Regions from separate parts of the Homo sapiens genome. Here region 1 is linked to region 2. The links are chromatin loops, found by intact Hi-C in ENCODE. Cell type or tissue: heart right ventricle. All regions are shown on one strand. Each heading gives the region's core, and the rest is flanking DNA. Links, peaks and the distances in the headings are about the cores only.

The links. Peaks named below come from ENCODE experiments on the same cell type or tissue, not always from the same donor. Only the 100,000 strongest peaks of a DNase experiment are listed, where the experiment ranks them.
Region 1: a loop joins it to region 2, with 3 times the contacts of the local background. A loop is called at or near these places in 13 of 110 quality-filtered maps.

Annotation. Positions count from the first base shown.
Region 1 is chr18:23,099,921-23,112,491 of GRCh38, forward strand. LOC124904266 (a long non-coding RNA gene) reads left to right here and starts at 6,012. Exons shown (of 2, transcript XR_007066311.1): 1 at 6,012-6,173; 2 at 6,285-6,625. RefSeq lists enhancers at 1-39, 5,355-5,856, 5,857-6,356. In heart right ventricle, for the core only: no CTCF peak of the experiment used is centred there; a DNase peak (open chromatin) is centred at 6,191.
Region 2 is chr18:23,026,502-23,039,072 of GRCh38, forward strand. No RefSeq gene overlaps it. Among named protein-coding and RNA genes, the nearest start is that of RBBP8-AS1, 99 kb to the left of the region's middle. In heart right ventricle, for the core only: a CTCF peak has its summit at 5,176 (motif pointing right); no DNase peak of the experiment used is centred there.

The DNA of each region.
Region 1 (12,571 bases), core at 1,725-9,724, 74 kb after region 2:
GGTCACCAGCCACCCTTGGGCAAACAACCCAGACTTGTTCCTAAGAAGGGGAATGAGAGCGGCTATTTTATGTGGAGAAGGAACCAAATTCATAGGCTTGGGTGCTTTCAAGTAACCAAATCCAAGGGAAAAGTTTGTCTAAAATTTTCTCTTTTTCTCCCTGTACTTTGATAAATTCCTTTTTATTTATTCATTTTTTTCTTTTCTAAAAATTGTTACCAAACATAATAGAGATTCACTTAAATACATCATGAATGATAGACTGGAATATTTTTGAATCATATTCACCAAAACATTAGAAGTGAATCAGTAGTAGTGTGGTCTCTGAAGTCAACTTTAAAAGAATTGATCCATCAGCTCCGCCAAGAGTCAATAAATCTGCAGGAGTCATGATAAGACCCATGATCAAGATAAACCTGCCGTGTAATTCATGTAAACATTGGGGTCAAAATATTCATGGCGCCTAAAGTAAATCAGTATGTTCATTCCAAATGTGATTTTTAAAAACTACATATGATAGATATTTTTCTCTTTTTATTTTTTTATTTTTATTATTTTTTTTTTGAGACGGAGTCTCCCTCTGTCACCCAGGCTGGAGTGCAGTAGTGCAATCTCGGCTCACTGCAAGCTCCCCATCCCGGGTTCACACCATTCTCCTGCCTCAGCCTCCCGAGTAGCTGGGACTACAGGCGCCCGCCACCACGCCTGGCTAATTTTTTGTATTTTAGTAGAGACGGGGTTTCACTGTGGTCTTGATTTCCTGACCTCGTGATCTGCCCACCTCAGCCTCCCAAAGTGCTGGGATTACAGGCGTGAGCCACCGTGCCCAGCCTTTTTTTTTTTTTTTTTTTTTTTTGGAGACAGTCTTGCTCTGTTGCCCATACCGGAGTGCAGTGGTGAGATCTTGGTTGGCTCACTGCAACCTCCACCTCCCAGGTTCAAGCAATTCTCCTGCCTCAGCCTCCCAATTCTCCTGCCTCAGCCTCCCAAATAGCTGGGATTACAGGCACATGCCACCACACCCAGCTAATTTTTGTATTTTTAGTAGAGACGGGGTTTCACCATGTTGGCCAGGCTGGTCTTGAACTCCTGACCTCAAGTGATCTGCCCACCTTGGCCTCCCAAAGTGCTGGGATTATAGGTGTGAGCCACTGTGCCCGGCTATCATAGATCTTTTATACCTTAATTAAGTTATTGCAATTCACAGTCCAGTAATACACGAAAAATGTTTTTATTCTACAAATTAGAAACTGTATTTCCTAGGGCAATGCCAAAGTAGATACAAATCGGGATGATGATTGGCTACCTAATAAAAATGCATGAAGGCCAGGCGCGGTGGCTCATACCTATAACCCCAGCACTTTGGGAGGCCAAGGCAAGAGGATCACCTGAGGTAAGGAGTTCGAGACCAGCCTGACCAACATGGAGAAACGCCGTCTCTACTAAAAATACAAAATTAGCCAGGCACAATGGTACATGCCTGTGATCCCAGAGACTCAGAAGTCTGAGACAAAAGAATCGCTTGAACACAGGAGGTGAAGGTTGCAGAGAGCCGAGATTGTGCCATTGCAATCCAGCCTGGGCAACGAGAGTGAAACTCTGTCTCAATATAATAATAATAATAATAATTAAAATGCAGCCATGGTGCAGTGGCTCATGCCTGTAATCCCAGCACTTTGAGAGGCCGAGGCGGGTGGATCACGAGGTCAGGAGATCAAGACCATCCTGGCTAACATGGTGAAACCCCATCTCTACTAAAAATACAAAAAATTAACCAGGCGTGGTGGTGGGCGCCTGCAATCCCAGCTACTCGGGAGGCTGAGGCAGGAGAATGGCATGAACCCGGGAGGCGGAGCTTGCAGTGAGCCGAGATCGCGCCTCTGCACTCCAGCCTGGGTGACAGAGCGAGACTCCGTCTCAAAAAAAAAAAAAAGAAAATTAAAATGCATGAAAATACAGTGCAGGCAGAGGCAGGTGAGGTGAGGGCGAGTAGAATATGATGTTTGGATTCTTAGGTTTGTCCTTATCTGAAATCTTGTTGACACAGGCATGAATGTTTGAATTTCTGAAGGGTGTGTGTCTGTCTATCTGAGGCTTTTTATTGCTATGCCTGCTGGCACGCATTTCTCTTAATGAAGAGCTTTTGATAAGCTGTAAGAACCTCACAACATACAGACACTTCCTAACAACAGCGTGCTTTCCTCTGGAAAAGGAACCAGAGACACAAAGCAGTTGATGCTGTTCATGTTCTGGGGTTCACTCGCAAGCACTTGAAGGGAAACGACTGGACAGTTCCTGTGAAGACAGGGTTTTCTTGAGAGTTTCTAGGAAGATCACAGGTTTTTTTGTTTTGTTTTGTTTTGTTTTGAGACGGAGTTTCGCTCTTGTCTCCCAGGCTGAAGTGCAATGGCGCAATCTTGGCTCACTGCAACTTCTGCCTCCCTGGTTCAAGCGATTCTCCTGCCTTAGCCTCCTGAGTAGCTGGGATTACAGGCGCCCGCTTTGGTTTACGCCTGTAATCCCAGCACTTTGGGAGGCTGAGGTGGGTGGATCACGTGAGGTCAAGAGTTTGAGACCAGCCTGGCCAACATGGTGAAACCCCATCTCTACTAAAAATACAAAAAGACCACAGTTTTGACACATCGTTTTAGCATACTAATTCTTGAGTTTCTAGAAAGGCTGTTCTCAGCTCTTTATTCTTTTTTAAAAAAATTTGTTGTTGTTGTTGTTGAGACACATTCTCACTCTGTCACCCAGGCTGGAATGCAGTGGCGCAATCTCAGCTCGCTGTGGCCTCGACCTCCCAGGCTCAGGTGATCCTCCCACCTCAGCCTGCCGAATAGGTGGGATTACAGGCGTGCCACTGCACCTAGCTAATTTAAAAAAAAAATTTTTTTTTTTTGTAGAGATGGAGTTTCACCATGTTGCCCAGGCTGGTCTCGAACTCCTGGGCTCAAGCTATCTGCCCACCTTGGCCTTCTAAAGTCCCGGGATTACAGGGATGAGACACCCTGCCTGGCCAGCTCCTTATTCTGAGGTTTCAGTCTTTTGCTGCTCCACATTTTAATAGAGTCTAAATTGCTAAAACTGACATAAATTGATAAAGGGATTTCTTCTGAACGCTAAGCTAGAAAGAATGTTGTTTTTCCCCCTGCAATTCTGGTAGGGAGATAATGAATCTAGCGCGGTTTCTCCCACCATGGTTCTTTAAGTAGTCAGTCCAAAGTTTGTTGATTGATTGTTATGCTAAAGGCAGATCAAAGACAAGTATGAAAAATGAAGTATGAAGCTCAGGCTTATTCAAACCCCAAGCACATAGAGTTTCATAACTCTATGTGCTTGGGGTCACTCATTTAAAGCAAATGTGCTTCTTTCTAAAATCTTATTTTGATTTTTTCAAAATTTTCACCTATGTTTAGGGAATATGTTGTCAAATCATGTTTTCACGTTATATACACTTTGTTGATTTATATTTTTTTAAGAGCCTAGGAGGAGGCTTCCAGAAAGCACCTGTTCATTCTGGTTTTGGTGAACCAGTTGACTATTGTTTGGTCACTAAGCTAAAAGCAGATCAAAGATGAGTATTAAAAATGAATTAGGAGGTCCAGGCTTATTCAAACCCCAAGCACATGGAATTTCACTCATCGAAAACCTCCTTTGGTCCAGAGATGTAGGACTACTTTTCTTACTGTAGGTGGCCTTCACGTTGGCCACCAGCTACCTGGGGCAGGGGGCAGGGTAGGAAGTGGCTGCGGACGTTTGGCCATGGGAAAGTGGAGTTCTGACTCTGGAGGCCCCAGAAAAACCAGGGAGGCCTATCTAGACAGGGGGAGAGGAGAAGCCACTGTGCCCTCTAGCCCAGAATTGTTTCTTCAGACATTTTGAAGTCTCTTCTCTTCCTGTTCTTTTGTCCCATACTCACCAAAATGCCTCATAGGTTCTATAGCTGAGGGAAGATTTCTTTCCTTTTTTTTGAGACGGAGTTTCGCTCTTGTTGCCTAGGCTGGGGGGCAATAGCGTGATCTCGGCTCCCCGCAACCTCCACCTCCCGGGTTCAAGTGATTCTCCTGCCTCAGCCTCATGAGTAGCTGGGATTACAGGCATGCACCACCACGTCCAGCTAATTTTGTATTTTTAGCAGAGACAGTGTTTCTCCATGTTGGTCAGGCTGGTCTGGAACCCCGATCTCAGGTGATCTGCCCGCCTCGGCCTCCCAAAGTGCTGGGATTACAGGCATGAGCCACAGTGCCTGGCCAGATTTCTTTTCTTTACCCATTGCAAGGTTCATACATGAGACCCCCTATATACAAAAGACAGATTAGCAAGAGAAAAGGAACCAGGCATGGTGACTCATGCCTGTGATCCCAGCACTTTGGGAGGCCAAAGAAGGAGGATCAGGAGGGAGGGTCACTTGAGGCCAGGAGTTTGAGACTAGCCTGGACAATATAATAAGACCACTATCTCTACAAAAAAATTTAAAAAATCATCTGGGCATGGTGGCACACACTTATAATCCCAGCTATTTGAGGGACTGCGGTGGGAGGACTGCTTGAGCCTAGGAGGTCAAGACTGCAGTGAGCTATGATTGCACCACTGCACTCCAGCCTGAGTGACAGAGTGACACCCTGTCCCAAAAAAGAAAAAAAATATATTTATTTGCTTACCCAGGCGTGGTGGCGCACACCTGTCATCCTAGCTACTTGGGAGGCTGCAGCAGGAGAATTGCTTGAGCCCAGGAGGCGGAGGTTGCAGTGAGCCAAGATCGCACCACTGCACTCCAGCCTGGGCGACAGAGTGAGACTTCGTCCCAAAAAGATTTGGCAGGCTAGGGCGGGCGGATCACTTGAGGTCAGGAGTTCGAGACCAGCCTGGCTAACATGGTGAAACCCCGTCTACCAAAAATACAAAAATTAGCTGGGCGCGGTGACACGTACCTGTAGTCCCAGCTACTCGGGAGGTAGAGGCACAAGAATTGCTTGAACCCGGGAGGCAGAGATTGCAGTGGGCCAAGATCACGCCACTGCACTCCAGCCTGGGTGACACAGCAAGATTCTGTGTCAAAAAAAAAAAAAAAAAGAAAAGAAAAAGAAAGAAAAAAGAAAAAGAGGGAGAGAAAAGGCATACAAATTTAATTCATTGTAAGTTTTACATGACACGGGAGCCTTCAGCATTTAAGACCCAAAGAAATGGTTAAACTTGTGCATTGTTACTTTTAGTTTAACGAAAAGTGGACAGTTGTAAAGAAATAGGACTGGAAGGGAAAAGGATGTGATCCAATGGGAATAAACTGAAGGGAACCCAGCAGGACCTGTTTGTTTAGATTCTTCTGTGTGCCTGTCTTCAGGGCTGTTTTCTCAAATACCAAGGTGCCATAGTTTAGGGTAGCATGTTCTGAACCCCATCAATTTCCCCTTAAAGTGGTTGTTTTTTGAACTTTACATAACAGTAACTTCTTGAGAAGATGGTCATGTATTTACGTATATATTTGGGACACTCTTTTCTCAGAGCCTTTGAAACACCTGCAACTACCAGAGGAGTTTTTTTTTTTTTGAAACGGAGTCTCCCTCTGTCGCCTAGGCTGGAGTGCAGTGGCGTGACCTCGGCTCACTGCAACCCAGAGGTGTCAGTTCTTACAGGTTCCTTACACAGCATGAGTTTGAAGCTTAGGGTATTGATTGGCCCTGCCTGAAGCGTTAGTGAGAAACCGTGGGCTTTGAACCTCGGCAGGGCTGTGAACCAAGAGCAGATGCTGCAGTTCTTCTCCTCAAGGCCTCCAAAAAAGCGTCATGAGAAATAAAGGAACTGTGCAGCCAGGGGCAAAATGCCTCCCGCAACTCCAGGGGCGCCATTCACAGGAAGCCAGCGTGGACGCCCCTGTGCAGGCCTCTGGGAGCAAGAAAGCTTTTTTCCAAGATATGGGGATGGACAATTTTCCTGAGGCGCAGACCTTAGGGAGCTTCCCGGGAGAAAGGCTGTTTCCTGTCTTGGGCGTGGAAGCGGATCCGCCCCCTGAGTCTGAGAGGACATGGCGGTCGGTAAACAGGACTTAATTCTGTTCCTCATCCACCCAGAACCCTCCCTGAGGGCCTCCCCTGCACTTTGGAAACAGCCCAAGCTTTGAAATCAGGAAGTTTGAAGACTGGTTCTGCTACTTCCAGGCTGTGTGGCCTTGGGTAAGTTCCTTGCCCTCTCTGCTTCAGGTTGCGCATTTGTGGAACCAGTTAACTGTATATAACCGGCTGAGTTCCCGCACTGAATAAGGAGAAGTCGGTCTTTCTTGGTAGATGCCGTGCCTGCGTTTGTGCGGTTGAAGGAAAGGAGGAAAATGAGAAGGGCCAAGATTGACCTGACTTGATTTACGGGAAAGAAGAGACAGTTGCTGGAGGAAGAAGGACCCATCCACTGGAAAAGGATGAGAAAAAGGAGAGAGAGAGAAGTCAGAGGCTGGGTTGGGAGTGAATTTGGGAGATTGTGGAGGAAAAGAGGAGAGAGATTTGTGGGGTAGCTGTAGGACATGCAACTGTATTTAGAAAGGGAGAGAGTTGGGAGACTTTGTGGGATTATTAAATTTCCCTTTAGCATTTGTAGAGGGCATTCCATTAAATACGCCAATGGTTTTATCAAACAGGTTGTTTAAAATCATTTTCCTCTGTCATCTTATCCAAGAATAAAATAAGAACAGAAATATCCAGAAGCCTGTTAGCAGTCCCCACCTTAGCTCCATTCTCACTCCCAGCTGTCAACTCTATGAGGTCAAGGTCTCTAACACAACTGGGTCCCTGGCGGCTCACAGCCGTGGCTGCTGGCACGGGAAAGATGCCGATCATATGTGTCATTGAATTTATTGCTTTCTGTGGTTTCAAGCCTGAAAAAGTTAAGAGAGAGTTACAGCCTCCTTTGACGTTATTGTCATCGGTCATGGGCCCCATGAGGTGGGATGTGGAGGTAGCCACTCTCTGGGAATCTCTGAGATGAGCACACATAAACTTTCTAGAAGCATCTGCACAGAGCCCATTTATGCCATTCAAAGCTTCCTGAATCCAAAGGAAACCTTGTAAAAAGTCAGCTAAAACACTTGAGCATTTAGAAGCATTTCCTGATCTTTTGGTTCTAGCAAATAGCACAGTGGAAAAAACAAATACCTTGAAGTTGAAGGAAATGTCTTTATTTATACCCACAGATCCCCCGTGGGTATAACCATGGTGAACTGACAAGGTTTAATATTTGGTGCAAGCATCTGAACACATATTGTTAATCTTCCTTTTTTCTGTCTTGTAATATTCAGTTGCTTAGTGGTCCCTAAAGTGCAGGGGGGTAGTTTTATATAGGAATTATATTTGGAAATAGAGTCAGAGGAATTCCTGAAGATTGAGTCATTGCTTTTTTTTTTTTTTTTTTTTTTGAGACAGAGTCTTGCTCTGTTGCCAGGCTGGAGTGAAGTGGCGTGATCTCAGCTTACTGCAACCTCCGCCTCCGAGGTTCAAGCAATTCCCCTGCCTCATCCTCCCAAGTAGCTGGGACTACAGGCACGTGCCACCATGCCCAGCTAATTTTTTGTATTTTAGTAGAGATGGGGTTTCACCTTGCTGGCCAAGAGGTCTCGATCTCCTGACCTCAAGATCCACCCATCTCAGCCTCTCAAAGTGCTGGGATTACAGGCGTGAGCCACAGTACCCGGCCCCATTGCTTTATTTTTTAGTGTTAGAGACTATTCCCATCAGGTTTCTTCGCATGATTTTTCTGTATCCTCATAAAACTGAGAGCTAAATCAAGAAGATAAGTAAACTTTGTTTCCCTCTTACCATCCAGCTTCTCACACCCATCTGGTTCTATCCTGCAGAATGCTGTCATTCACTTCTCCACCACCCCCACGTGCAGTGTATAGAACTGATGATATCATCCCTTTATTTCTGATGGGAGAAAATAAAGCACATCTGTCGGATCACTTAGGAAACAGAAATGCCCCTGATGGGGCTGGTGTGGCATTTAGATTAAGGCAGGCCTCCACGCCCAGACCTTTCCACGTGATATAGACAAAAGGACGGCAAACCAGACCTATGTGCTTCAGTTCTAGGGAACGCAAAGCACCTATTCCCACAGTCTTAAAGATTAACTGCAGGATGAATTGCAAGTACAGACATTCACCAAAATTCCTCCCACCCTCCCTCTACTCTCAGGAGAGAACGGGCTGTTGTAAATGTGCACCCCTGGGGCCTTGAGATGTTTTCAAAGGAAACAGCCGAACTGGCATTCCCATCTATATTTAAGGGCCAACTTCCACACCACTAAAGAGAAATAATGGTATTTTTTTCCTTGAATAGAAAAAGTAATATAAGTGAGTGTGGAATGTTTAAAAACACATAAAAGAGACAAGAAAAATAAAATCACTCAGAATTCTAAAATTTTGGTATAAATCATTCTAGGCTGCTTATCTGCAAGTTAATGTTTATGGAATATGTATATGTGTGTGTATATATCTATATGATGAAAAAATGACATTGTACATTTGCTTGAGAATCTGATTTTTTAAAATTAGCTATATAACGTAAATATACTTCCATTTCATTAAATGTTATTTCGTATCAGCATTTGAAATGGCTATATAGTTGTTGGCTATGTAGTGTTGCTTTATAGTGATCTATTTAAGCAGTCCCAATGGCTAGACATTAATTCCAATTTTCTGCTATTAAAAACAATACTTCAAGGAGCATCTTTGTGTACAAATCTTGGCAGACCTGTGAAATAAATTCTTTGGCATGAATCTGAAAATGTCGAAATGCCAGGTCACAGAGCATGCCAATTTTAAAGGTTTCTGACATGCAACTTTTTTTTTTTTTTTTTTTGAGACGGAGTTTCATTCTTGTTGCCCAGGCTGGAGTACAATGGCGATCTCGGCTCACTGCAACCTCTGTCTCCTGGGTTCAGGTGATTCTCCTGCCTCAGCCTCCTGAGTAGCTGGGATTACAAGCATGCCCCACCACGCCTGGCTAATTTTATATTTTTAGTAGAGATGGGGTTGCTCCATGTTGGTCAGGCTGGTCTCGAACTCCCTACCTCAGGCGATCCAACTGCCTCGGCCTGCAAAGTGCTGGGATTACAGGTGTCAGCCACCGTTTCCAGCCAAAGTGTTTCACTTTTATGCAATAGAAACCATCAATCTTCTCCTTTATGTTTTCTGACTTTGCCTGTCCATGCTTAGGAAAGCTGTCTCTCTAAATCCTGCTGACTGTCATCAGTAACTTATAATCATTGACTGCCTGTAACAGCTCTTCTGTTGTTGGACAAGATGTCAATAGTAACTGAAGGCAAGGATCAGCTCTTAGGCTTACTTCTCCCATAAGTGTCTCGTATTTGGTGGATTGCAGTCCATTCATTAAAAACTTGTTTTAGGGCCAGGCGTGATGGCTCATGCCTATAATCCCAGCACTGTGGGAGGCCGAGGTGGGTGGATAGCGTGAGGTCAGGAGTTCGAGACCAGCCTGGCCAACACGGTGAAACCCCATCTCTACTAAAAATATGAAAATTAGCCAGCTGTGGTAGCAGGCACCTATAATCCCAGCTACTTAGGAGGCTGAGGCACGAGACTAGCTTGAACCCAGGAGGCAGAGGTTGCAGTGAACCGAGACCACACCATCGCACTCCAGCCTAAGGAACAAGAGCAAAACTCTTTCTCAAAACAAACAAACCAAACAAAAACCATGTTTTAGGCAGCATGCAGTGTCTCAGGCCTGTAATCCCAGCATTTTGGGAGGCCAAAGCGGGTGGATTGCTTGAGGTCAGGAGTTCGAGACCAGCCTGGGCATCGCGGTTAAACCCCATCTCTCCTGAAATACAAAAATTAGTCAGGCATGGTGGTAGGCACTTGTAATCCCAGCTACTCAGGAGGCTGAGATAGGAGAATTGCTTGAACCCGGGAGGTGGAGACTGCAATGAGCCAAGATCGTGCCACTGCACTCCAGCCTGGGCGACAGAGCAAGACTCCATCTCAAAAAAAAAAAAAAGTTTTAATTGAGCACCTACTATATTCCAGGATTAACTATTGATGAGCTGGATCCTGGTTCACAATCACTTCTTTGTGAATTCCACCACCATATATTAAATAATTAATACATGTGAACAGTAATGGGACCAGGGCAGGAAGGGGGTCAGTAATTAATTTAAAAAATCCCTGCCCTTTGAAAAATCTATAGTTCAATATACTCTCTCTCTCTGTCTTTTTTTTTTAGCGAAGATGTTTTTGCTGTGTTGCCTGGGCTGGTCTCAAACTCTTGGCCTCAAGTCATCCTCCCACCTCAGCCTCCTGAGTACGAGGGATTACAAGCATGAGCCACCACACCCAGCTTCTTTAAAAAGAAAAAAAAATTTTTTATTGACATATAAGCATTGTATATATTTAAGGTCTACAACTTGACACTTGAGGGATTAAAGAGAGGTAAGATTTTAAAAGGTGAATAATTAAGGGAGAAGGGGTGAGTAGCTGGTAACAGGGGGTGAGGAGGGGCTGTGGAAAGGAGCATCTGAAGTGAACCTTACAGGTAGAGCTGAGGGAGAGAGCATTCTTGGCTTCCTGTCCCTGTAGGATTATAAAAGATGTTACCAGCCAAATACCCTTGAAGCTTGAAATCAACCCACAATGTCCAAAGGAGGAGTTCAGTGAGGAGCTAAAGAAGAGGAATTAGCGCTTCTTTAACCTGTCTTTTGCATTTATATTGTCCTTGTGATATTTTTTGGTGTATAGATGATTTTCTTTCTTATGGAGTTAAATCTTCTTTTGTTTGTTTGAGATGGAGTCTTACTCTGTTGCCCAGGCTGGAGTGCAGTGGTGCAATCTCAGCTCACTGCAACCTCCAAACTCTCGGGTTCAAGCGATTCTCCTGCCTCAGCTCCTGAGTAGCTGGGACTACAGGTGCACACCACCATGCCCGGCAAATTTTTGTAGTTGTAGTAGAGATGAGGTTTCACCATGTTGGCCAGGCTGGTCTCGAACTCCTGACCTCAGGCTATCCACCAGCCTCGGCCTCCCAAAGTGCTGGGATTACAGGCATGAGCCACTGCGCCTGGTCACTTATGGAATTAAATCTTTTTGGATGGTGTGGTATATTGTATTTTCCAAGGGTGGCTGCACGAATATATATTCCACTCTAGATTCTTTTCTTAGAATGTGACCTTAGCAGGCCTCATTAAGAGGTAGAGTTTGTGTTCCCTCCCCTTGAACTTGGGTGGAACTTTGTAACTGCCTCAACCAATAGAATGTGGCAGAAGTGACATCCGAGGCTCAGTCCTAGAAAGCAACGTGGTTCTGGGGGACTCTCTTGCTTTCTCTTGGGATGCTTCTTCTCTGAACCCAGCCACCATATTGTGAGGAAGTCCAGGCCACACGGAGAAGCTAGATGTGGATGTTCTGACCAAGAGCCCCAGCTAGATTCCCAGACAATCACCAGACAGGTAAGCAAGGAGGGCTTGGGGCTTGTGATGTAACTGACATCTTGAAACGATCATTGTGGCTTCTGGAGACTTGATTGTGGGGAAGGGAACTGCAGACCAGGAGTGGAAGCAGGGAGACCAGAGAGGACTCTGTAGAGTGTCCAGGAGAGAGATGATGTGGTTTGGATTAAGGTTAAACCCGTGGCATAGGTGAAAAGTGCTCCTATATGGGAAATGTTTTGAAGATGGAGGGCACAGGACTTGCTGATGGACTGAATGGAGGGTGAGGGAAAGAGAGAACTTACTGACAATGTCTAGATTTCTGGCCTGGGCAATTGGGTATCAGATAAGTGATGAAATCACTTACTGAGATGAGGATGCCTGAGAGATGAGCAGCTTAAGATCAGCTTCACCTGAGCAAGTTCTGTGAGAAGCTTCTTAAATCTCCGTCTCTACTAAAAATACAAAACTTGGGCCGGGCACGGTGGCTTACGCCTATAATCCCAGCACTTTGGGAGGCCAAGGCGGGTGGATCACGAGGTCAGGAGATCGAGACCATCCTAGCTAACACGGTGAAACCCTGTCTCTACTGAAAGTACAGAAAATTAGCCGGGCGCGGTCATGGGCACCTGTAGTCCCAGCTACTCGGGAGGCTGAGGCAGGAGAATGGTGTGAACCCAAGAGGCGGAGCTTGCAGTGAGCCAAGATCGTGCCACTGCACTCCAGCCTGGGTGACAGAGCGAGACTCTGTCTCAAAAAAAAAAAAAAATACAAAACTTAGCTGGACATGGTGGCGCATGCCTGTAGTCCCAGCCAGTTGGGAGGGTAAGGCAGGAGAATTGCTTGAACTGGGGAGGCAGTGGTTGCAGTGAGCCGAGATCGCGCCACTGCACTCCAGCTTGGTGACAGAGTGAGACTCCGTCTCAAAAAAAAAAAAAAAACAACCCCAAACTTAGCTTAAACCAGCTATTTCATTTGCCCACCAGTTTGGTGGGCTGGGAATCCAGGGCAGGGCACAGAAGAAATGGTTAGTCTCTACTCCACAGTTTCTGGGACTTTAGCTTGGAAGACTCAAGGATTGGAGGCAACATGAGAGCTGGGACTGGAATCATCTGGAAGCATCTTTACCCACAGATATGGCTGGTTA
Region 2 (12,571 bases), core at 1,609-9,608:
ATTTGTTGCCTTTCAGTTCTTTTCTTTTTACTTCATCTTCCCTTGGTATTTACATTGAGCAGTGACTTCATGTTAATCATTACAGATTTTTCTTCATCAATTGCTCTTCTCTAGGTCATATCAGTGTCTAGTATTTAAGTCTTTTTTTAAAAAAACAAAAAAGAAAGACTGTATTTTCATAGTTTTTTTAAACTCTCCAGCTTTTGTTGAATTGGAATCAGGTACTACATTGTCATAAATTCCTTTCAAGGTGACCACAAATATCGACTTTTTTTCCTTTCCCACATATTGTAAACATTATTCTCTGATCTGGTCCTACTTTTCCAGCTCTTCACATGTTTTCTTTTCATCATACTTTTTTTTCTTTTTTTTTTTTTTCCGAGAAGGAGTCTCGCTCTGTCGCCAGGCTGGAGTGCAATGGCACAATCTCACTCACTGCAACCTCCGCCTCCCGGGTTCAAGCAATTCTCCTGCTTCAGCCTCCCAAGTAGCTGGCACTACAGGCGTGCGCCACCATGCCCAGCTAATTTTTGTATTTTTAGTAGAGATGGGGTTTCACTGTGTTGGCCAGGATGGTCTTAATCTCTTGACCTCGTGATCCACCTGCCTCGGCCTCCCAAAGTGCTGGGATTGCAGGCATGAGCCACTGTGCCCAGCCATACTTTTTTTTTTTTTTCTGGTGCATTTCTGAAGTTAAATATGTTGAGTTCTCTGCCCATTTGTTCAAATTCTATTGTATTATTTCTGTGGATTGACAAATGTTATGAACAATTTGGTTTCAAAATAGATTTTTCTATTTAGCAACTTTCTATTCCTCTAGGACCTAGTATTAAGGTCATTAAGATGGCTTAATGAGTCATTAAGCCATTAATGAGTCATTAAGATGGCTGACCAATCTGTGCCATCTTTTTTAGTGACATTTTGTTTATCAGTATCTCTTTTGTGTATTTCTTTGATTTATATCTTGACAGTATTACATAAGCAGGAATAAAAGAGACATTGAGTGGAATGTCTCGCTCAAATATAAATAACCTTATAAATACAATCTTTACTTCTCAGAGTCCTAAAATCTTCTTGGTTAGTCTGGTCTTCCTTGTTGATCAAGGTTCTCGTGACTAAATGGCATTAGTTTGTGTTCTCACAGATAGGATAGGAAAAGGAATTATACATATTGATTATGTACTATATGTCAGACCACTTATGTACCTTGTTTGGCTCTATGATTCTGAATTTTTTATCACCCTATCATCACTTCTGTTCAGCCCTTTTCTTCCCTTCCCAAGTTGTTTATTCTGTTTGATTTTTGTTCTCTGCTGGTAGTCAGATAATCTCCCAAAAATAATAGTTATCATTGACTGGCCACTTCCTGTGTGTCAAGAACTGTTTTATACTCTTCACATAGATGGTTCTCTTTTGATCCTCAACCCTGTGAGCTTATCACTTAATAAATATTGTTAAGCTGCAAAAAAAAAAAGGATCCAAAAAACAGCAGATTAAACAACAAATTACTGGCTTTATTTTTCTCACCTTAAAAAGTCTAGAGGTGAGCAGTCCAATGCCACTAGTGCAGCTCCATAGTGGCCTCAGGGACCCAGATGTCTCCTGGTTTTCTGCTCTTCCATACTTCGTATTGGTGTTCACCCTCGCATCTGTAAAGCAGTCTATGCCACTCGAGCATCACGCCCATGTTCTGCACAAAAGGAAGAAAAAAAGTACGTGCATTTGTTTTTGTCCCCTAGAAAAAAAAGTTTCCAGAAAGCCCTACCTCATAACTTTCCTGACTTCTCAGAGGTCAGAATTATCCATCTCATGGCTACCTCTAATAACTAGTAGGGATGAAATTAGGACCCATGGTTGCCTAATTCCAGAATCTACTAATTCATCTTCACTATAGTATAGTCCTAAAGGCCAGGGTTTGAGAGACACCTGGATTTGAACAAGGCACCACAGGATGTGTGGTTGGAGTTACATACTTCCAATGGATTTTGCTTTTTAAGAAGCAGCCTAAGCAGAAAGAGAGGTAGGGTTTGTCCACTTGATGGTAGCTTCACAGCTATCCATCCCATTTATAGCAGTTTTCATTTACTCTTCAGTTACCCTGTGAAGTTGAGTGAGCTGAGGTCTCTCTCCCATCTTATCTGCTGTGGACCAACTTCTGCCTTTAAATGGAGTAAGGAAATAGACACATTTTAAAAACATTTCAGTGGCAGGACACGGTGGCTTATGCCTGTAATCCTAGCACTTTGATGAGAGGCCAGGGTGGGTGGATCACTTAAGGTCAAAACCTTGAGACCAGCCTGGCCAACATGACAAAACCCCGTCTCTACTAAAAATGCAAAAATTAGTCAGGCGTAGTGGTGCATGCCTGTAATCCCAGCTACTCAGGAGGCTGAGGCAGGAGAATAGCTTGAATCTGGGAGGTGGAGGCTGCAGTGAGCCAAGATCACGTCACTGCACTCCAGCCTGGGCAACACAGTGAAACTCTCTCAAAACTAAAAAACATTTGGGTTAGATAACATTTAAATGCAAAATGGCTGTTTATGACACTGCACTCAAGCTTTTCTTTAAAAAGATAATGTATATTAAAGGGCTTTATACATTTGTAAAGCATTTGTATAATACACGTTAGATAATATTTTCATAAGAATGTATGTCATTCACTGGTTACATAGTTACATAGAATTTCAGGTTGCCAGCAAGCTTTTTTTTTTTTTTTTTTTTTTTTTTTTTTGAGATGGAGTCTCTCACTCTGTCACCCAGGCTGGAGTGACAGTGACAGTCTCAGCTCAATACAACCTCCACCTCCTGGGTTCAAGCAGTTCTCCTGCTTCAGCCTCCTGAGTAGCTGGGATTACAGGCGTGCGCCACCACGCCCGGCTAATTTTTGTATTTTTAGTAGAGATGGGGTTTCACCATGTTGGCCAGGCTGGTCTCAAACTCTTGACCTCAGGTGATCTGCCTATCTCAGCCTCCCAAAGTAGTAAGATTCCAGGCAGGAGACACCACACTTGGCCACTAGCAAGCTTTTTAAAGTTAGAGACTATTGATTTAAACTTAGGAAACATGTAGAACCTATATGTCGCACTTAACATTTGACTGACAGCTTGCCTACCTTTAGTAAAGAGATATTCTGATTAAGCCGTTTGAAACCTAAGGTTGTCAAATGGGACAGTCTGAATGAGTTAATCATGGATACCCAAATATGTGTAGAAGACATGATAATGTTACCTTGAGAGAAAAGCCAGATGAAACAGAAGAATATTCCCTAAAACATTTCATGCGGTGAAAAGTTTTCTCAAAGTCCAACTGGCAAGGCTGCTGCCAATAGGCTCAATATATTAGTAACTCAGTTTAAACTGCATCTAGGCCGGGCATGGTGGCACAGGAGCTACTTGGGAGACTGAGGTGGGAGGATCCCTTGAGTCCCGGGAGGTTGAGGCAGCAGTGAGCCAAGATCGCGCCAGTGCACTCCAGGCTGGATGACAGAGTGAGACCCTGTCTCAATAAATAACAAAATAGGCCGGGCGCGGTGGCTCACGCCTGTAATCCCAGCACTTTGGGAGGCCAAGGCGGGCGGATCACGAGGTCAGGAAATCGAGACCATCCTGGCTCGATTTAGGAGAGACGGTGAAACCCCGTCTCTACTAAATGTGCAAAAAATTGGCCGGGCGCGGTAGCGGGCGCCTGTAATCCCAGAGACTCGGGAGGCTGAGACAGGAGAATGGCGTGAACCCAGGAGGCGGAGCTTGCAGTGAGCTGAGATAGCGCCACTGCAGTCCAGCCTGGGCGACAGAGCGAGACTCCATCTCAAAAAAATAATAATATAATAATAATAATAAACTGCAACTAGCATGTATTTTTAAATGTATGTAGGGCATTAGACGCTCTGAAAGAAATAACTTTGAAAGAGGGCAAAGATTTCTCCCAAGATTGTCTTTCTTTAAATTTTTTGTGTTTTTTTTTTTTTATAGAGATGAGTTTTCACTATGTTGCCCAGGCTGGTCTTGAACTCCTGAGCTCAAGTGATTCTCCTGCCCCGGCCTCCCAAAGTGCTACGATTACAGATATGAGCCACTGAGCCTAGCTCCAAGATGGTCTTTCATTTGTAATTCAGTTACATAAAAAGACTAATGTTACATAAACCAAATAACACTAGTTCATTTATTTAACAAACATTTATTCAGCACTTTACCAGGCATGATACTAAGTACAGTGTCAGAATTAGACAAAATTTGACAAATATTCTCTAAAAGAGCAAGCTTTTAAAGAAACACCTAAGAATCTTACTTTGTCATCTTTGTCATCTCATAACATCCATGAGTTTAATTTTGAAAAATGCCACTGCAGAAATAAGCATTTGAACTGTATCTCAAATTTTACTATCCAACTGTGTATTTTCAGCATATCTAGCAGTTTAAGTGACACCTCAGTCTTTCTCTTTGCCGAGTTGAACTGTTAGAATAGTCCTTAGAAAGCCGAAGTGTTGACTGGACACAGTGGCTTACGGCTGTAATCCCAGCACTTTGGGAAGCTGAGGCTGGAGGTTCACTTGAGCCCAGGAGTTCAAGACTAGCCTGGGCAACATGGCAAGACCTCGTCTCATAAAAAAATAATAATAGGCCGGGCGCAGTGGCTCACACCTATGATCCCAGCACTTTGGGAGGCCAAGGCGGGCGAATCACCTGAGGTCGGGAGTTCGAGACCAGCCAGACCAACATGGAGAAACCTCATCTCTACTAAAAATACAAAATTAGCCAGGTGTGGTGGCACATGCCTGTCATCCCAGCTACTCGGGAGGCTGAGGCAGGAGAATCACTTGAATCTGGGAGGCGGAGGTTGCAGTGAGCTGAGATCATGCCATTGCACTCCAGCCTGGGTGGGCAACAAGAGCAAAACTCCATCTCAAAATAGTAATAATAATAACTAGGTGTGGTGGTGTGTGCCTGTAGTCCCAGCTACTCAGGAAGCTAAGGCGGGAGGATCACTTGAGCCTGGGAAGTCGAGGCTGCAGTGAGCCGAGGTTGTGTCACTGCACTCCAGTCTGGGTGACAGAGCAAGATCCTGTCTCACAGAAGAGGAAAAGAAAAGAGAAGAGAGACAAAAGAAAACTTAAGTGTCCTTACACTTGAATTCTTTGGCATGCACTTAAGCAAAGAATGAAACAGTTTTCTGCTATCACACCAGCAGAGGCCAGAAGAGAGCTATTTTTATTTTATTTTATTTTATTTTATTTTATTTTATTTTATTTATTTACTTTTTTTTTGAGACAGAGTCTCACTTTTATCGCCCAGGCTGGAATGCACTGGCGCGATCTTGGCTCACTGCAACCTCCTCCTCCCAGGTTCAAGCGATTCTCCTGCCTCAGCCTCCTGAGTAGCTGGGATTACAGGCATACGCCAACATGCCTGGCTAATTTTTTTTGTATTTTTAGTAGAGACGGGGTTTCACCATGTTGGCGAGGCTGGTCTTCAACTCCTGTCCTCAGATGATCCACTGTCTCGGCCTCCCAAAGTGCTGGGATTACAGGCGTGAGCCACTGTGCCCGGCCGAGCGCTATTTTTGGAGAAATAATTAGTTGGAAACTAGGGGCTGAGCAATCAAAAGAGAATTTCTAGGATATACAGGATATGAATTGGATACCTTTGGCACAGTAATGATAGCTCATCAGGCCAAAAAGAGCTTTCAACATAGCTATTGTTGAAATATACAAAGGGCAGAGGCAAGAATTCATGGTCTTGAGAGGAAAAAAAGTCAACATTGTGTACCTATATATTGGGCATTTAGGAATACAAAGAAATGTATGAGATCATATTACCCAGGGGGAGAACAGGCAGCCATAAAAAGATGCCTAAGAGGTCAAAGAGGCTTAGGCTGTGCCGAAGAAATCTTAAGGCCAATTAGAACCCAAACTATGCCTTAGGATGAGTTAACCTAGAGAAGCAAAGAGGAGACAATGCAATCTAAGTTGGGAAACCAACTAATTGGAATGTGGAAATGCTAAAATACTGAGTCAGAAGGGGCTTTAGAGATCATCTGATTCAAGCCTCTCACTTTGTAATGAAGAAACAGGAGCCCAAAGAGTCAGTGATTGCCAAGGTCCCAAAGGGCTAGAACCAGAATGTATGGCATCTGGGACCTCAGTTTGATGTTCTTTCCCCTTTGTAGGTATATGTATTAGAACTAGGGAGTAGAGCTAGTATGTGGTTTAAGTAAGCAAGGCAGTAAACTTGGGTCTTGACTGCAAAATTAAGACTTTAGACTTGAGTCTGTAGTACTGTGGTTTTTCAGACCATTAGTAGCAGATCCCTTTCTTCAAATTAAATCTTATACAGAACTTCAGTAAACAATGATACTTTAATAACATGAATTTATTTCAAGCATTCAATTTTATCACCTTTACTTATAAGTCCACCTAGTCAAATGTTTTCTGCACCTCAGGCCAATTATGTCTGAGGGTAAGTTCCAGGCATCAGTAATTTTGGGGGAGACAGACTGTCACCCAGGCTAGAGAGCAGTGGCACGATCACAGCTCACTGCAGCCTCAGCCTCCTGAGTAGCTGGGACTACCGGCGTGCCACCATGCCTGTTTTGTATTGTTTGACTTTGTAGAGTTGAGGTCTCGCCATGTTGCTCAGGCTGGTCTCAAACTCCTGGGCTCAAGCGATCTGCCTGCCTTTGAGCCACCACACCCGGCCCATCAATATTTCTTTTAAAGCTCCCTGTGTGATTCTGGTGTGCAGCCAAGTTTGAGAACACTGCCCTAAGTCATTGTTACAGGCTAGTACAGTGGCATTCAAACTTTGGTGTACAATAGAATCACCTGGAAGGCTTGTTAAACCACAGATTGCCAAGCTCCACCCCAAAGTTTCTGATTTTGTCTGAGCATTTATATTTTTAACAAGTTCACAAATCAGTATAAGGCAAATTAAGAAATATTGCTATGACAACAAGGAAAAGTAGTAAAATGTTAAACTTCAAGACAGTAGAAAACATTTTGAGCTGTGTAGTAATGCATTAATTTAGATGGCATCATCAGGCCCGCAATATATATAAAATGGATTTGGTGACGGCGTGGTCAGGCATAGAGTCAGGTGTGCAAGAAAAGCATTTAGTAACCTATTATAATATTCCAAATATGAGGAGCACCTGGGGCTAAGACATGGCAGTGCAATGGAAAATAAAAAATTTAGTAACCACTTAATGATTGTTACATGCCAGAACTAGCAGCTGAGAGTAGAAAGATGAATATGACAATTCTCCTCAGTGAGCCTATAACCAACTCAGTTGTCACAACGAACATTGCAAAATTAGAATCATTAAACTAGGTCTCCTACTAGAAATGGGGAGGGACCCTTGTTCTACATGTCATTTATAATTGTAACACTTTTTAAAAGAGAAATTATCAGTAATTCTACAGTGAACTTTCTTTTTACATATTTAAGAATCCAGGGACAATTATGTAGTAGATATTTGCCCAACACATTCTGCACTCAAATTTGAGGCTGCCCACTATCCCCTTGGAGATTTGTCCAGGAAATTTGCTTTTTTTTTTCTATTTATCCTCTAACCATTTATTCAGAAAGATAATTATCCATTATTCATGCTTACTGAGTCTGGGCCCTTTCATTGTTTATTAACATTTCCACCAAAGTTTGGCAGGACAAATAAAGAACGAAACTCAGATTAACCTTAGACCATCAACCTATCAATTTTGATAAGATATTTGGGAGAAAATGTAGAAAGTGGACTCAAAATTTGAAAGACATGTATGTCCAGTGAACCAGGCAATATCTTGAGTGGATTTGATAGGAAGTTAGCATTAAGCTCAAGAAAATCACAGATAACAAGCTGTGCAAAAATGGCCTGAGCATGCATTTCATTGACAGTTTCAAAAAATCAAAGAATAAAAAGTTAATGCTTGAAATAATCTATTCCAACCTCTCATTATAAGTAAATTGGTTGGGGGTACAAGTTTACTTGTCTTTCTTTTTTATAGATGAACAGGTAAATTTGAAACAGAGTTACAAATGACAGCTGCAGTGTTATGCCAACTTTAGAAGTAAAGGTATTTCTGTATTTTGACTGCTCAGCATCAGGATTATCTTTACTCACACAGATAATGTTTTGCCAGTGGTAAAGATCTTTTTTTTTGAGATGGAGTTTCACTCTGTCACCCAGGCTGGAGTGCAGTGGCACGATCTCAGCTTACTGCCACCATGCCCAGCTAATTTTTTTTGTATTTCTAGTAGAGACGGGGTTTCACCGTGTTAGCCAGGATGGTCTCGATCTCCTGACCTCGTGATCCGCCCGTCTCAGCCTCCCAAAGTGTTGGGATTACAGGTGTGAGCCACCACGCCCAGCCAACAATTCGTTAAAAGACTATAAGAGGCCTGATTTTTTTCATATACTTCATATGAACCAACATATCAAAACAGATTAAACGCAGATGCAGACCTGAGAATCCAACTGTCTTCTATTAAGCCAAACTTTAAAGAGATTCAGACATCTTTTCTCACTAATGTTTTTTATTCTGGGATATATATATTTATTTTTGATAAAATTTGTATATTTTATGTTAAAAGCTAGTGGGTTTATTTTTAGATGAATAAATATTCTAAAATTTATCACTTTTAATATCTTTTATTTTTTAAATTTTTTAGAGACAGAGTCTCGCTCTGTTGCCCAGACTGGGATGAAGTAGCACAGCTGTAGCTTACAGCAGCCTCAAACTCCTAGGCTTAAGTGATCCTCCCACCTCAGCCTCCTGAGTAGCTAGGACTACAGGTGCATGCCACCATACCCAACTATTTTTTTTTTCAATTTTTTTTCAAATTTTTTTTTTTTTTAGAGATCGGGGGGTGCAGGGGGGCGGTCTCACTATGTTGCCCAGACTGGTCTCGAACTCCTGGCCTCAGGCAATCCTCCTGCCTCAGCCTCTCAAAGCACTGGGATTATAGGCATGAGCCATTGTGCTCGGCCTTAATTTCTAATATGGAAAATGCCAATTTATATAATTCACATTAACCAAAGCTCTTTAGGATCCTCAATAATCTTTAAATTTCAAGAGGTCACAGCACCAAAAACTTTGAGAGAACTGAAACCGTACTCACAGTGTTACAGGAAAGAGATCCCTACCCAGACCCCAAGAAAGGGTTCGTAGACCTGCAAGAAAGAATTTGGGGTGAGTCCACTGAGTAAATTAAAAGCAAGTTTATTAAGAAAGTAAAGGAGGCCAGATACAGTGGCTCACACCTGTAATCCCAGCACTTTGGGAGGCCAAGGCGGATGGATTACCTGAGGTCAGGAGTTTGAGACCAGCCTGGCCAACATGGTGAAACCCCGTCTCTACTAAAAATACAAAAATTAGATGGGCGTGGTGGCATGCGCCTGTAGTCCCAGCTACTCAGGAGGCTGAGGCACGAGAATCTCTTTAGCCCTGGAGGCCAAGTTTGCAGTGAACCGAGATCGCACCACTGCACTCCAGCCTGGGCGACAGAGCAAGATTCCATCTCAAAAAACAAAAACAAAAAGTAGGCTGGGTGCAGTGGCTCTTGCCTGTAATCCCAGTACTTTGGGAGGCTGAGGCAGGTGGATCACGAGGTCAGGAGTTTGAGACCAGCCTGAGCAACATGGTGAAACCCTGACTCTACTAAAAATACAAAAATTAGCCAGGCGTAGCAGCACGTGCCTGTAGTCCCACCTACTCTGGCGGCTGAGGCAGGAGAATTGCTTGAACCCCGGAGGTGGAGGTTACAGTGAGCCAAGATCATGCCACTGCGCTCCAGCCTGGGCTACAGAGCAAGACGCTGTCTCAAAAAAAAGAAAAAAGTAAAGGATGCCTTGCGCAGTGACTCACACCTGTAATCCCAGCACTTTGGGAGGCCAAGGCAGGCGGATCACCTGAGATCAGGAATTCGAGACCAGCCTGGCCAACGTGGGGAAATCTCGTCTCTGCTAAAAATACAAAAAAAAAAAAAAAAAAAAAAAATTAGCCAGGACTGGTGGCACATGCCTGTAGTCCCAGCCACTCAGGAGGCTGAGGCAGGAGAATTACTTGAACCCGGGAGGTGGAGGTTGCAGTGAGCTGAGATCACACTACTGCACTCCAGCCGGGCGACAGAGTAAGACTCTGTCTCAAAAAAAAAAAAAAAAAAAGGAAAGGAAAGGAATAAAGGAATGGCTACTCCATAGGCAGAACAGCAGCATGGGCTGCTGGACTGACTATACTTATAGTAACTTCTTGTTTATATGCTAAACAAGGGTTGAGTTATTTATGAGTTTTCCAGGAAAGGGGTGGGCAATCCTTGGAACTGAGGGTTCCTCTTCATTTTAGACCCCATAGGATAACTTCCTGACGTTGCCATGGCATTTGTAAACTGTCATGGTTCTGATGGGAGTGTCTTTTAGTATGCTAATGCATTATAATTAGTGTATCATGAGCAGTGAGGACAACCAGAGGTCACTTTCATCACCGTCTTGGTTTTGTGGGATGTGGCTGCCTTCTTTACTGCATATGCTGTTTTATCAACAAGGTCTTTGTGACCTGTATCTTGTTCTGACCTCATATCTCATCCTGTGGCTAAGGACGCCTAACCTCCAGGGAATGCAGCCCAGTAGGTCTCAGCCTTATTCTACCCAGCCCCTATTCAAGAAGCAATTGCTCTGGTTCAAACACCTCTGACAACAAGGTTAACAAGAATTACATGCCAGATTCTGGACAGAAAAATAGGTATAACTAAATGTTAATCAAGCCACACTTTGGTCCACTTCCTGGTAGCTGCTTGCTAACTCAAAATCTCCTAGCACTAGATACTGACCATTTGCATCCCCATTGTTCCTGTAGATAGGATCTCTAATGATAGATTCATAAGGCTTTTAAGAATTGCTTAAGGCCAGGCACAGTAGCTAATGCCTGTAATCCTAGCACTTTGGGAGGCCAAGGTGGTTGGATTGCTTGAGGTCAGAAGTTCAAGACCAGCCTGGCCAACATGGTGAAACTTGGTCTTTACTAAAAATACAAAAATTAATTCCAGCTACTCGGGAAGTTGAGATAGGAGAATCTCTTGAACCTGGGAGGTGGAGGTTTCAGTAAGCTGAGATTGCACCACTGCACTCCTGCACTCCAGCCTGGGCAACAAAGCAAGACTCTGTCTAAAAAAAAAAAAAAAGTTTCAGATGTTTTCCAGATCCTGAATTCAATTGGAATGGCTGATGCCAACCAGTTTGAAGACCCCCTCAGAGGAACTGAATCAGCATAAGAATACAGTTTCTTCATGTCCCTGTCCCATGACCTCACCCAGCCCTCTTCAACCAATCAACAATCCCCACACCTCAGCCCCCTACTCATCCAAACCCCTTAAGATCCCCAGCCCCAAATTCCTTGGGGTTTGAGGCTTCCTCCCATCTCCTCACTTGGCTGCCTGATGATTAACCTCTTTCTCTGCTGCAGCTTGGTGTCTCAGTGTATTGACTTGTCATGCACTGGGGAAGGAACCTGGTACGGTAACAGAACCGCAGGTGTGGTGTTGTGAGAATGCACATTTGACCTGTGCTTTATTCCTGGCTCTACTACTTATCAGCTGTGGCAGACTGCCACAGTCACTACTTGAGACCATCACTACAGCAGTTACTACTGTTACTACTTGAGACCCTCATTACAGCAGTTACTGTTTCTGCCTGAGACCCTCATTACAGCAGTTACTACTGTTACTGCCTGAGACCTTCACTACGAGACTGAACGAAGGGACCCATGTAGAAATGATAACAAAAAACAAAAGTAACTATTTTAAGGAAAGGCTAGCATGGGGAAGAAGAAGAGAGAAGAAGAGAAGAAGAAAAGGGCTCCCTTGGCCGGGCGTGGTGGCTCACGCCTGTAATCCCAGCACTTTGGGAGGCCAAGGCGGGCGGATCATGAGGTCAGGAGATCGAGACCATCCTGGCTAACACGGTGAAACCCCGTCTCTACTAAAAACACAAAAAATTACCCGGGCATGGTGGTGGGCCCCTGTAGTCCCAGCTACTTGGGAGTCTGAGGCAGGAGAATGGTGTGAACCCAGGAGGCGGAGCTTGCAGTGAGCCAAGATGGCACCACCGCACTCCAGCCTGGGAGACAGCGAGACTCCATCTCAAAAAAAAGAAAAAGAAAAAAGAAAGGGCTCCCTGCTTCTAGTGAGCAAAGGCAGCCCCTGAGCTTCTACAGCACTTGGTATTTATTGGGTAACAAGAGCAAGGAGGAAGAGGTAACGATTGGTCAGCTGCTTAATTGATCACAGGTTCATATTGTTACTGACAGGCTTTAATTATGCCTAATAATAAGAAACATTTGTGCCTGGATCGTGACTGCCCTAAGAAGTCCTTCTGGGTGGCATAAGCAGTTTGTCAGTTTGCCAACATTCTGCATTATGAGAAACAGTTTGCTGCTTACTCATATAGCCTCCAGTGGTATACCGAGTTGATCATGACCCTCACTCTTTCCACCTCCAACAATCAGCCATGTGACCATGGGCAAGTGGCTGGGCCTCAGTTTTTTTCTTATATGTGTAAGGTAACAGAAATAATACTTCGTTCATAG